Regions from separate parts of the Mus musculus genome. Here region 1 is linked to region 2. A link is a loop called in an ENCODE intact Hi-C map of the cell type or tissue named here. Cell type or tissue: left cerebral cortex. All regions are shown on one strand. Each heading gives the region's core, and the rest is flanking DNA. Links, peaks and the distances in the headings are about the cores only.

Region 1 (5,377 bases), core at 233-5,232, 51 kb before region 2:
TGCTCCTATTCTAGAGAACAGAAATGGGCAGGGCTCAGGGACAGGAACACTTAAGGGACACGTAAAGGAAAAGACAAAGATCTGCTTGTCTTCCTCAGTGACTGAGATCACGGGAACTGGTCAGTCCCTTAAATTTTGTCCTACTTTGCTTTCCATTGCTGTGATAAAGGCCATGACCAAAAGCAACTTGGGAAAGAGAGGTTTTACTTAGCTTGCACATCCCAGTCACAGTCACCACCACCCCCCACCCCACCCCCCGCCCCCCCCCCCCAAGGAAGCTAAGACAGAAACCAAGCAGGGCAGCAATCACCCTAGAGGCAGGCGCTGAAGCGGAAGCTTAGACAACACTGCTTCTCAGCTTGCTTTTCTATACAAACTAGGCAAGAATCACCCACTGTGGGCTGGGCCCTCCCACATCAGACTTGCATACAGGCCATGATGGAGGCACTTTCTCAATTAAGGTTTCTCTTCCCAAATGACTTTAGCTTGTGTTGAATTGACAACTAACCAGCAATCTGAAAAAACTAACCAGCAATCTGAAAATGGTGCTGCACTTCGCATTTTTTATAAGAATTTAAAATATTTCACAGAAGAAAAATTAACTAAGTTTGTTACAATTATCACAATGATGCAGATTAGACTTTGGTGTTTAGTAGAATGTGAATGTTTAACCAACCTTAGGAGTTTGGTTATTACTATTTGAAGGCAAATATTAAGAGATTCCATGTATATTTTACTTGTAGTTATAGAAAAGGAAAAGAACAGAGGTTCATTTCATAAAGGAATGTAGAAAACCTATACACCTGTACCACTGACAACTAAGGGAGCCCAGCCAGCCAGGCAGCGGACAGTTCCTGCAAGATGGTTTGTTCTTTCTTGACCCCACCCAGATTGCTTCTAATCTCAAGGATTAGACCTTATCTTAAGCACCCCTGAGCACACACAGCACTTTCTTTGGACCCCTTTGATTCCTAGTTCTCTGTCCTTTGTGTTCAAGAAGTCAGGGTGGCTCTGGAAGGCCTCCTGCTGCGCTCACAGCGGCCATGGCTGTGCAGGGACTCTGTCTCAGTAGTTGTCTTCTCTTTTCCTTTAGGAGGTTCCCAGAGGACACAATTTACAAACTGGGAAAGGATGCTGCTGCCTGGCTAGTCCCAAATTTATAGTGCTTCGGACAATGATGCCATGTGCTATGTTCTATAGAAGAAATCTGTGGATTCATTTAAAGGTTTGCTGTGCTCTATGCAAACTCTTCTTCCCTGCGCCTCCTCCTCTTCTTGTAGAGCAGCCTAGCGTCCAGCTTGCTACATAGCCGAGGCTGGCCTTGAACTCCTGAGAGCTGTGTTTGTAGGTGTGAGCCACCAGGGCTAACTCCATGATTGCTTTCTTTAGAAAAGGAGCTGTGACCTGCTTGGGGTTTTCTGGCTTTGTTTTGTTGTTTTGAACTCTACACACTCATTATTCTGGACTCCTATATGTAGACTTCAAATTATAAAACCCAATTTCCTTCATGTCTGTACGTCACAGTAGTGACTAAAGCTAGCCTTTCTATGAAACAGTCAGGGCAGTTTAGGATATTTTTCTACCAAGTCGTTGATTGATCATGCCTCAGTCTTCTCCTTACTGTCACCTATAACCAACTTTCTAAGGGCCTCACAATGGTCTAGGGAAAATTACACTGCAGTAACTTAGCAGCTTATATCTGGGTACACACACATCACACTCATGTAACAACAATTAATGAAAAAACAGCCATGAATTTGAAGCAAAGAATGGTAAGTGGGAGGGTCGGGTGAGAGGAAAGGGGATGGAAAATAATGTAATGATAATCTCAAAAACAAAAGAAAAAATTTCAAACTTTGTTTGCTGGAAGCCAAAGAGCTTACTGAACAACCAGGCACAGCAACCTGCGGAGGGAGTGAGCATTAAGTTGTAACTGCGGGGAGTCAACTGCTTCCTTCAATGGAAGACTTCCTGCCACAGTTCCAGTCCTTCACCCGCGTCTACATGGTTTTAAGAGGTAATAATATCTCGGAGCTTTCCGCTTTGGGGTCAGATCTTCCAGGTTAATCACGATGTATTTCAGAGGGGACTCTGCTGATTCGGAGGATTAGTTGGCAGAGCCTGACAGCTGGGCCCATGTTAGCCCAGAAACAGAAATGAGGACTGTGACCTACTTTCAAACGGGCTATGCAGTGATTTCTTCAAACACCAGATTTCCCTTTCTGTACAGAAGCTGCTGGCTCCATCCTGTGCTTCATGGTTCGTTCCGTGATACTTTCTTCCTGACCATCTCTTCCGTCAGCTGTGTTAAGCCTTCCAGATGCTTCCAGTGCCCAAGCTATGGCACTGCAGTCCCTGCAGGACTCCGACCTCGAAAAGCAGCAAAGGGTTTCCCTCTTTTACAAATCCAGAAACACATTCATTAATCTTCCCTAAGAGCCTCAGTGTGGAAAAGCTTTACTCCAAATTGCAACAGCCTTATTATCTTCAAAAAAAAAAAAATCTAGTAATAAATGTAGTATCAAAAATAGAAGCACAAAGCTCCCAGTCTCAGTTTCAGAACAGACACCACAAGCATTTTAGTGTATGCTCTTACAGAATATGCATTCGTGTGTATGAAACAGAGCCAGAATCTTTATGTAACAGCATGTTGAAATCTACTATCTGGATATCTGCTGTGTAATAAGACTTCCTTTCCTAGTGGCTGCATGATACTGAGCTGTATGTATAGAAGCATCTCATTTCTATAGGATGCACTGTAATTTTATATTTATAATCTTACAAATTACATGTTGTAGACATGGTTGCCTGTTGAGCTATAAAAATTTGAAAGGGGCTCACTGATCAAATGAGAGAACCCTGGTAGACGATCACATAATTAGCAAAAAAGAACTAAGAGGAGAAAATAAATCTTCAGTGCACACTGATAAAAATAAAGAGAGAAAGGAAGCAGGCAGAAAGCCAACTGGGAAATGCAGAGGCCATGGTGGGTGGGTTAGCAAATCTACTTGGCATCTAACAGAACAGTAACTGCTTTGGAACTATTGAAGCTAAACCTCACAGGTAAGCAAGCATACGAGGAGGGTGAGCACATGTACAAAGTTTCAAAATAGCTTCCTACAATAAGAATTATAAAACAAAAACAAAACAAAACCTAGGTGATATGCCCTAACTAGGTGAAAAGGGTTATGTCACCAGGGCTGGGACAAATCCTGCCTCCTGACATAACACAGGCAAAACCACCACCTCTGTGACATTACTGACCAAAACATACAACCTAGATTTAATCATCCATTAGCCAAACCCAAAACAGAGATGCTACCACAGAAAAACTAGCCTAAATGCTTCCAAGAGGTGAGTAACTACACAGGGTGACTCTGGGGCAGTCCCCTGCAGCATCCTGGATGTGCACCACTGGGCAAATGGCATAGACAGCAGTGCTGCACTGAGCTACTTTCTTGCATTTGAGATATAATACACCCAAATGATAAAATCTTTTTTTTTTTAAGGACAATTAAATCTTACAGTTAAAATTGTGGGGTTGGAGAGATGGATGGCTCAGAAGTTGAGAGACTGGCTCCTCTTCCAGAGAGCTTAGTTCAATGCCCAGAACCCACAGAGCAGCTCACAACTCTAGTTCTGAGAGATTTGATCCCCTCAAGCAGACACATACGCATGCAAAACATCACCATACATAAAATTATAAAAAAAATTTTTTTTAAAGTTTAAGTTTTTGGTCTAGTTAATTTGGGGTATGATTTTTTTAATCAAAACATTTTTATAATAATTTTTAAAAAGTTAACATTGGCGGAATCTAAGAGAAAAGTGCACAGGAACTCTGTCTCATTCTTGCAATTCCTCAACTCTTCCTGAGGCCCAACATTGTATGAAGGAGGCTTAAGGCAGGACTACTCAATCCCTGTTTATCACTGATAGAATGAACACAATGTCCGGGCTCTTTCAGAGATACAAGAAAGCTAATGAAAATAGAAACAATTGAATGCAAAACTCTCAAATTAATCTTTTTCTAAAACAGCTAGAACAACTTCTCCAAAACAAAAGACAGAAAAGAAATTCAAGTTTCTCATGTACAAAGCCGGGCAGGGTGGCGCATGCCTTTAATCTCAGCACTTGGGAGACAGAGGCAGGCGGATTTCTGAGTTCGAGGCCAGCCTGGTCTACAGAGTGAGTTCCAGGACAGCCTGGGCTACACAGAGAAACCCTGTCTCGAAAAAAACCTAAAAACCATGTACACCTTTCTCCATCTCAATTAAAGCAACTTATTATAACTTCCAGAGGAAAGGACACAATCTATTCTTACATACTTAGTATATCATTTTCACATGTTTAACTTTTTCCTTTACAAAATAAAAAATCAATCTGACTTGATCAGATGAGAAAGTTGTGCTTCTTAATTTCAAGCTATCAAAGATTAAGTATGAAACGTAAGCAAAAATGAAACGTAAGCAAAGAGCTACGGGAGGGGGAACTGCCGGCCCGAGGGAAGGCGGATCTGTCTGGTGAGGACAGGAAACCTGGGCTGGGGGAGCTCCAGAGAGCAATTCCCCCACAAGGCTGGAGAATCACATTCTTATCTTAGACGAAGCCTGGGAAGACACACCTCTAGAAAGGTCAGCTTGCCCTCATAGAACCAGGATGGAGCCCACACTAACACCCTGAGCCAAGTGAAAGTCTGGCATTGTTCTAACACAAAAGCAAAATGTGTATAATGCTTTTTTTCTGTAAAGTAAGATAAAAGCTAACAAAGTGTTCTTATTGAAGAAACACTAAGATTCGGGAATTGGGAGACAAAAGCTACCACTGGACTGTAGCGCATCACCTTGTTACAAACATCAATCTTATTGATTTATTTTTGTTCTTTTTTTCCCCCATCTTTTCCCAAATAACCATTCCAGTATGATGTGGCTAGGTGGGGCATTAACTGCCTGCTTCACTAAATTATTCAACAGTTGCTAGAAACGTGAATTCCTTAGTTTCCCCCATCAAGTGTTAAGACCCAATCCAGTTCCCTGACCCACAGACAGGTGAGCCTCAGTTTTCCTCGCCAGTGTTTGCACATAAAAAAGGACTGAAGGCTTCTATCATGTGTGAGGATATGCTCTTCATATGTATCTTTATTACAAAATAAATCTAACCAAGAGCAACAACGCCTAAACAAAAGTACATTTATTCATTTAATCAGTGGCCCAAGAACTACGAAGCTCTGCTTTCAAGAGGACGGGTTCACCCATTAAACGCATTTGGAAAATGATGAGAATCATTTCTCTCCTCTCTCTCCCTCTCTCTCTCTCTCTCTCTCTCCCTCTCCCTCTCTCTCTCTCTGTTTTGTTGTTGTTGTTGTTGTTGTTGTTGTTGT
Region 2 (5,377 bases), core at 229-5,228:
GAATTTTGAGTTTGAGGTGAAGTCTGGGATAAATCAGAGTTAAAGCCTAGTATGTACCTAAATATGGAGACTGTCTCAAAAAAACCAAACTAAACCAAAAGCACACTTTACATTTCCTTTCTTTAGCATCCACCGGCACAGGTGTTGTTGAATACTAAAAGCAAAAATAGAAAAATGGGGGAAAATACATGACCAGAAATATATAATATACACACACCTATGTATTTATGTGTTGGTCATATATGAAACATGTTTATTTGAACTTTAAATTTCAAGGCAAAGATGTGGAGGAAATGTAATAGCCAATAAATTCTACTATTAATGAAGAGCGTATTTCAGGCTGGTGGATGAGTTAATGTTTAGGTAAAGGCACTTGTTGCCAAACCTAAGTTTCGGTCTGAGAATCCACTCTTAACAAGTTACCTTCTGATCTCCCACACGCATACAACGCACACACACACACCCATACACACACACACACACACAACAAAGTAAATAAATATAAAATTTAAGAAGACTTAAGAACACATGGTTGATTTTGCATCCAGTTAAGACACATGAATCGTTCATTCCTTAACACGATCGGGCACGGGATATACTCCAGTTGCAAGTTCGTTTATGTCTGAACAAGTACCAATGCAGATCTACAAAGCATTCAAGGACAAACCAATGCCTATTAAATCACTAACTTTTTACCTCCAGAAGCTGTTACTTATCTGTGTCTTATTCACAACTAAGAATGCCCTGGGCTGGGCAGCCGGTAGAGCTTCCAGCTCATTAAGCTCCCTAAACAATTACTCAGGCATCGCCTCTACACCCAGACCAAAATAACGATCACCGATCTTTCAAACGCAGAAGACAAAAATCAACCACCTTTCAGGATGTAGCGGGACATGGAAATAAATTCAGGACACTGTCAATCTTAACCTCAGGTGGAAATCGTTAGAGTTTAGGTACATTCGCAGATACATACTGGAAAACACTAAGCTCTACGGGTCTTGCGTGTTAAAAATAAGCACGCCCTCTAAATGTTGTGGTGGGGGTGGGAGGTGGAGCGAGTTTTGCATTTAGAAAACAATCACTTCTGGTTGTGGGTGTACAGAAGCAGTAACAGCTTGCAACTGCGGGGTCTGCAACTTAACATTTCTTTAAAATAACAAGGCGCCTCCCGCCCCCACGCCAAGGGTAGGAAGGTACGAGAACGGCTTACTTGGCCAAGGATTAGAACAGGGGGTTAAGAGGGAGGGTATGATGCGCAATACAGTTCCGGACAACGAAGAACAAAATCACGAGGGGGTGTGGGGGGACTTGGCTTCATGTTAAGGCGAGATGGATACGAGTGCGAAGACCTTCCGAGGCTGTGAGCTATGTCCCTGCGTGTCCCCGGTGGCTGTGCTGGAGGCAGATTGTCAACAGCGAGCCCCGGAGGCAGAGCCAAGGCTCCAGCTCTGGCTTTAGAGCCACAGGAAGAGTCGGGCTCCGTGCTCTGAGTGAAGGCCGAGTGCCGAGGTCCGGAGCCGGTCAGCCGCTCACCGCTCAGCCATCCGCCGGGCGCCTCGGCTCGGGCCCCGCTCGTCCGCCCCGCTCCCCTGGCCGCCCTGGGCGCCCCCGCCGCTCGGAGGCTCAGACTCTCACTCTTCCCGGGACCCCCGACAGCCCCCGGCGCGCCCCAGCCGCTCGGCGGCTCAGATTCTCACGGTTCCCCGACCTCCCCGGCGCGCCCCCGACCACCCCGCGCGCCCCCGACCTCCCTCCCGCGCGCCCAGGCCTGCTTCCACCTGTTGTGGCCCGCGGGCGCTCGGCGGTCGACAGTAGCGCGGACCCCGAGGGGTCGCTGGCTCCGGGGATCGCGACCCCCACCCACTCCCGCGACCCCCGCGACCCCCCTCCCGTCCGGATCGCGCCGTCACCTGGGTCGCTGTGCGTAGCGCCGTCGCCGCCCCTGTGGCCGTCGCCGCCAGCTCCCTGCTCCGCCATGGTGCTCCGATGACGCGCCGGGAGAGCCGCTCCGCCCTCTCTCCCTCGGCTTCGCTCCCGCCGGGCCCCCGCCCCCGGGGCCCGCGGCCCAGACAGGTGAGCGGCGGCCTGCGCGGGCGTGGGGCGGGGACGGCGAGCGCTGGCCCGACGCCGCCGGGGCTCGGCGCGCCCCCTGGCGGGCAGGTGCGGCGTCGCAGGCGCCCCGACGGACGAGGTCGGAGCTAGTGTCCCAGGCGGCGGGTCCTAGCCACCGCCGCGCCCGAGCGAGCGAGCGCGACGAGCGGCCACCCGCAGCCCCGGTGCGGCGGCGGCGGCGGCGTTCGAGCGCTCTGTTCCCCTTTGAACTCTGAAGCCGCCAGGTCACCGTGCGGACTGGAGTTCGTGGCGACAGTCGCCCAAGGAGCCGATGCCACGTGGAGAGCTGAAGTACACCGGCTGAGCTCCGCGCCGCGATCCCAACTCCGCCTGTGTTTTGGGAAACCTTCGCCGGTGACCCTAGCTTTTCCGTGTCTGATGGTCCAGCACGCACGTTAGTGAATCCTCTAGTGACTGGCGTGGCGTTTCTTTTTCTTCGTTTCCGATTAGTAAACTGTCTTGTGACTATCTTGTTCAGAGGGACCAGAGGCGTGGGGTAGGCAGCTTTAAAAAGAAACATTAGCGACTGAGAAACACATTTTCTGCCGGAGCGGGCAAAATAAACGATAAGCAACAAACTGCTGAGGGGGTGGTTAAGTAACCTACAGAAATGGAAACTGAAGAAGAGAGCAGCCTGCTGATTCCGCCTGCTCACACAGAGAGGCACGTGCATAACAGATCCAAAGGAGCTCTTTATCCTTTGAAACCCCACATAATGTACCGGAGACAGAAAAGTGTCAGAACACAATCCTTATTTACAAGAGCTGTCACTCTAAGCCCAGGATTGGAGTGTATCACTTCATTTACAGGCTTTCTTGGTAAAACCACCAGGCCCACAGTGGAAGAGGCAAACAGAGCTTTGAACAGTGAGATAGTCCTACATCATGTGCAAACCAAGCTTACTACCTATGCTTCTAGTCCCGGGTAAGCAGAGACCAGGTTGTTGGCCTCAGCTCAAGCACCAGGAAAGATGTCTGACTGTGAAATCAGGAGAGTTCAGGACAGCTTTCCTCGAACGGCAGAATCTTAGTTGAGTGTAGTTGGTTCAACTATTTGGCAGACCCCTGGGAAAGGAAGGTAATTTATTTCCAGGCTTCTGATTGGCGTTAAGTACACAAGTCAAGACATTATTCATACTAGATGTTTCTGTTCTGTTGGTGTTGTTTAGCTATCTTATTGGGTTTTTATATCTACTGCTCTTTCGACCTTTATTCCACCCTTCCAACCCTCCAACCCTAAGTAGTTCAGGAGAGAAAGGTGAGAGAGGAAAGAAAGGGGACCTAGACCTCCGTAGGCCACTCCCTGTTGATTGGGGGCAAGTCCAGTTGTAGTCCAGCAATAGCAAAGCCAACAACAAATGGCTCCTGACTCCCTCATTTATACCCCTCCAGAGTGCCCAGAATTAAGCTATCTGCAGCTGGCAAAAGTCACGCCCCTGCTAGTGCTGGAGGCTGATCATAATCACCTGCTGTGAAGCAGCCTCTTATCCCACACCTGGGATTAAAAAAAGAAAATTCACATAACTGGTATTTTTAAGAACCCAAAATTCTCAATACACCATCCCACCTTACTCCCTAAAGCAGGAGGATCATCAGGAGTTCGAAGCCAGCCAAGGCCAAATAGTGAGACCCTGTCTCAAAAAGAGAAGTCATTGAGGAGTGTTTGGCGGTAGTAGACCCAAGTGTGCGCTTGCCCTCCTGTTCTTTTGATTGTTTGTATTCCAGTTGTTCCAAGTTAAATGCACCAAGGAGGACACCCATCTGCACCTAAGGCCTTGGACAGACTCCTCATTCCAAACCTAGTTTCCTAGTGTCTGCTACACAGGAGATGGTTAATTCAGGGAGGGAATGACATCTGTTAAATGTCAGATGCCACCATACTGTCCTTTAGGTTGTACTTTTTACTAGGAACACAGAAGCCATCTGCTTTGAGTTCACACAAAGTTCTCCTGATCCCCTACTTCCCCTTCCCAAGGGAAGAGCTGAGCCCCTGGCACCCTGTTCCCATCCTGCCTCCTTTTCTCCCCATCCCCTGGATACCTCTCCACCCAGGGCCATTGGGTAAGGTACAGTTTTTCTTGCTCATCTATAGTAGCTTTCCAAGTCACAATATCAAGTTGCTACATGCTTTCCTATCAGTTGTCCCCTGGATGTCTTCTGCCTCCACCTCCATTGCTGGGATGATGGGGGACACCACTAGATATCCTGTGGAGTGGATCCTGCCTTATTCTCTATTGGTTCACTCCCAACTAACTAGAGTTCTACTCCTTTCCCAGACTCCTTTGTTGATATAGATCTCTCTTCTTCCTGTTTCCTCCGACATCATACTCTCCAGAGTTTAAGCCACATCTTTCCTATCTCTGCTTTGTCTCTTGGGATTCTCCACCTTGGTGACTCTCAAGTGTAGAATGTATATTCCTGACTTTAGTGCCAACCTTCTCCAATACATTCTTTGGTCGTGTGTGTGTGTGTGTGTGTGTGTGTGTGTGTGTGTGTGTGTGTGTGTTGGTTTGGTTTTTCGAGGCAGGGTTTCTCTGGGTAGCCCTGGCGATCCTGGAACTCACTCTGTAGACCAGGCTGGCCTTGAACTCAGAAATCCGCCTGCCTCTGCCTCCCAAGTGCTGGGATTAAAGGCGTGCACCACCAGGCCCGGCTGTGTGTGTGTTTATAGGTATGCATGTAAGGAAGTATGGAGATTAGAGGCCAACCTGAAGGTTGACCTGAAGGACAGTGTTGACCTTTTTTTTTGAGACAGGGCCTCTCATTTCATCCAGAGCTTGCTTCTACAATGGCTGGCCAGCAAGCCCCCAGGATCTGCCTGTCTCTACCTCCCCAGTGCTGGGATTACAAGCATGCACACCACCATGCCTGGCTTTTGGCTTTGTTTCTGTTTGTTTTTCTGGAAGTTGAACTCAGGCACTTTACTGACTGAAACACTTCCTAGCCTATTTTCAATATTCTTTGTACAATGCTATCATGGCTCTCTGCTCTGAATTCAATGTATCGAGAACATCCGGCTGAGTTTTTACCTTTGAGTTTTTCTCATACCCACCCAGGCTCAGCATTTATCCCATCCTCTCCCTTGCCATCACTGCTCATAGTTCGTTCCCAAATCTTTACAAGTCACTTCTGATGCCCTCACTTCCTATTAGCCTGACTCATGCTGGACCCTCTTTCAGATCTGAGACAGGCTCAGAACTGCCCTGTTCAGTTCAATTCCTCTTACACTGTGTCAGTAGATTGTTAATCATTGAATGCACAGCCAC

What was found. Peaks named below come from ENCODE experiments on the same cell type or tissue, not always from the same donor. Only the 100,000 strongest peaks of a DNase experiment are listed, where the experiment ranks them.
Region 1: a loop joins it to region 2, with 4 times the contacts of the local background. A loop is called at or near these places in 1 of 42 quality-filtered maps.

Annotation. Positions count from the first base shown.
Region 1 is chr10:20,196,399-20,201,775 of GRCm38, reverse strand. The region is part of intron 1 of Map7 (microtubule-associated protein 7); the gene reads right to left. 4930405J17Rik (RIKEN cDNA 4930405J17 gene) reads left to right here. Exons shown (of 3, transcript NR_045350.1): 1 at 1-119; 2 at 1,094-1,225; 3 at 2,231-2,529. Among named protein-coding and RNA genes, the nearest start is that of 4930405J17Rik, 2.8 kb to the left of the region's middle. In left cerebral cortex, for the core only: no CTCF peak of the experiment used is centred there; DNase peaks (open chromatin) are centred at 383, 2,224, 2,563 and 2,938; H3K27ac peaks cover 2,672 bases.
Region 2 is chr10:20,145,614-20,150,990 of GRCm38, reverse strand. It overlaps a transcript of Map7 not described here. Among named protein-coding and RNA genes, the nearest start is that of Map7, 23 kb to the left of the region's middle. In left cerebral cortex, for the core only: a CTCF peak has its summit at 2,191 (motif pointing left); DNase peaks (open chromatin) are centred at 1,171, 2,059 and 2,733; H3K4me3 peaks cover 2,142 bases; H3K27ac peaks cover 2,173 bases.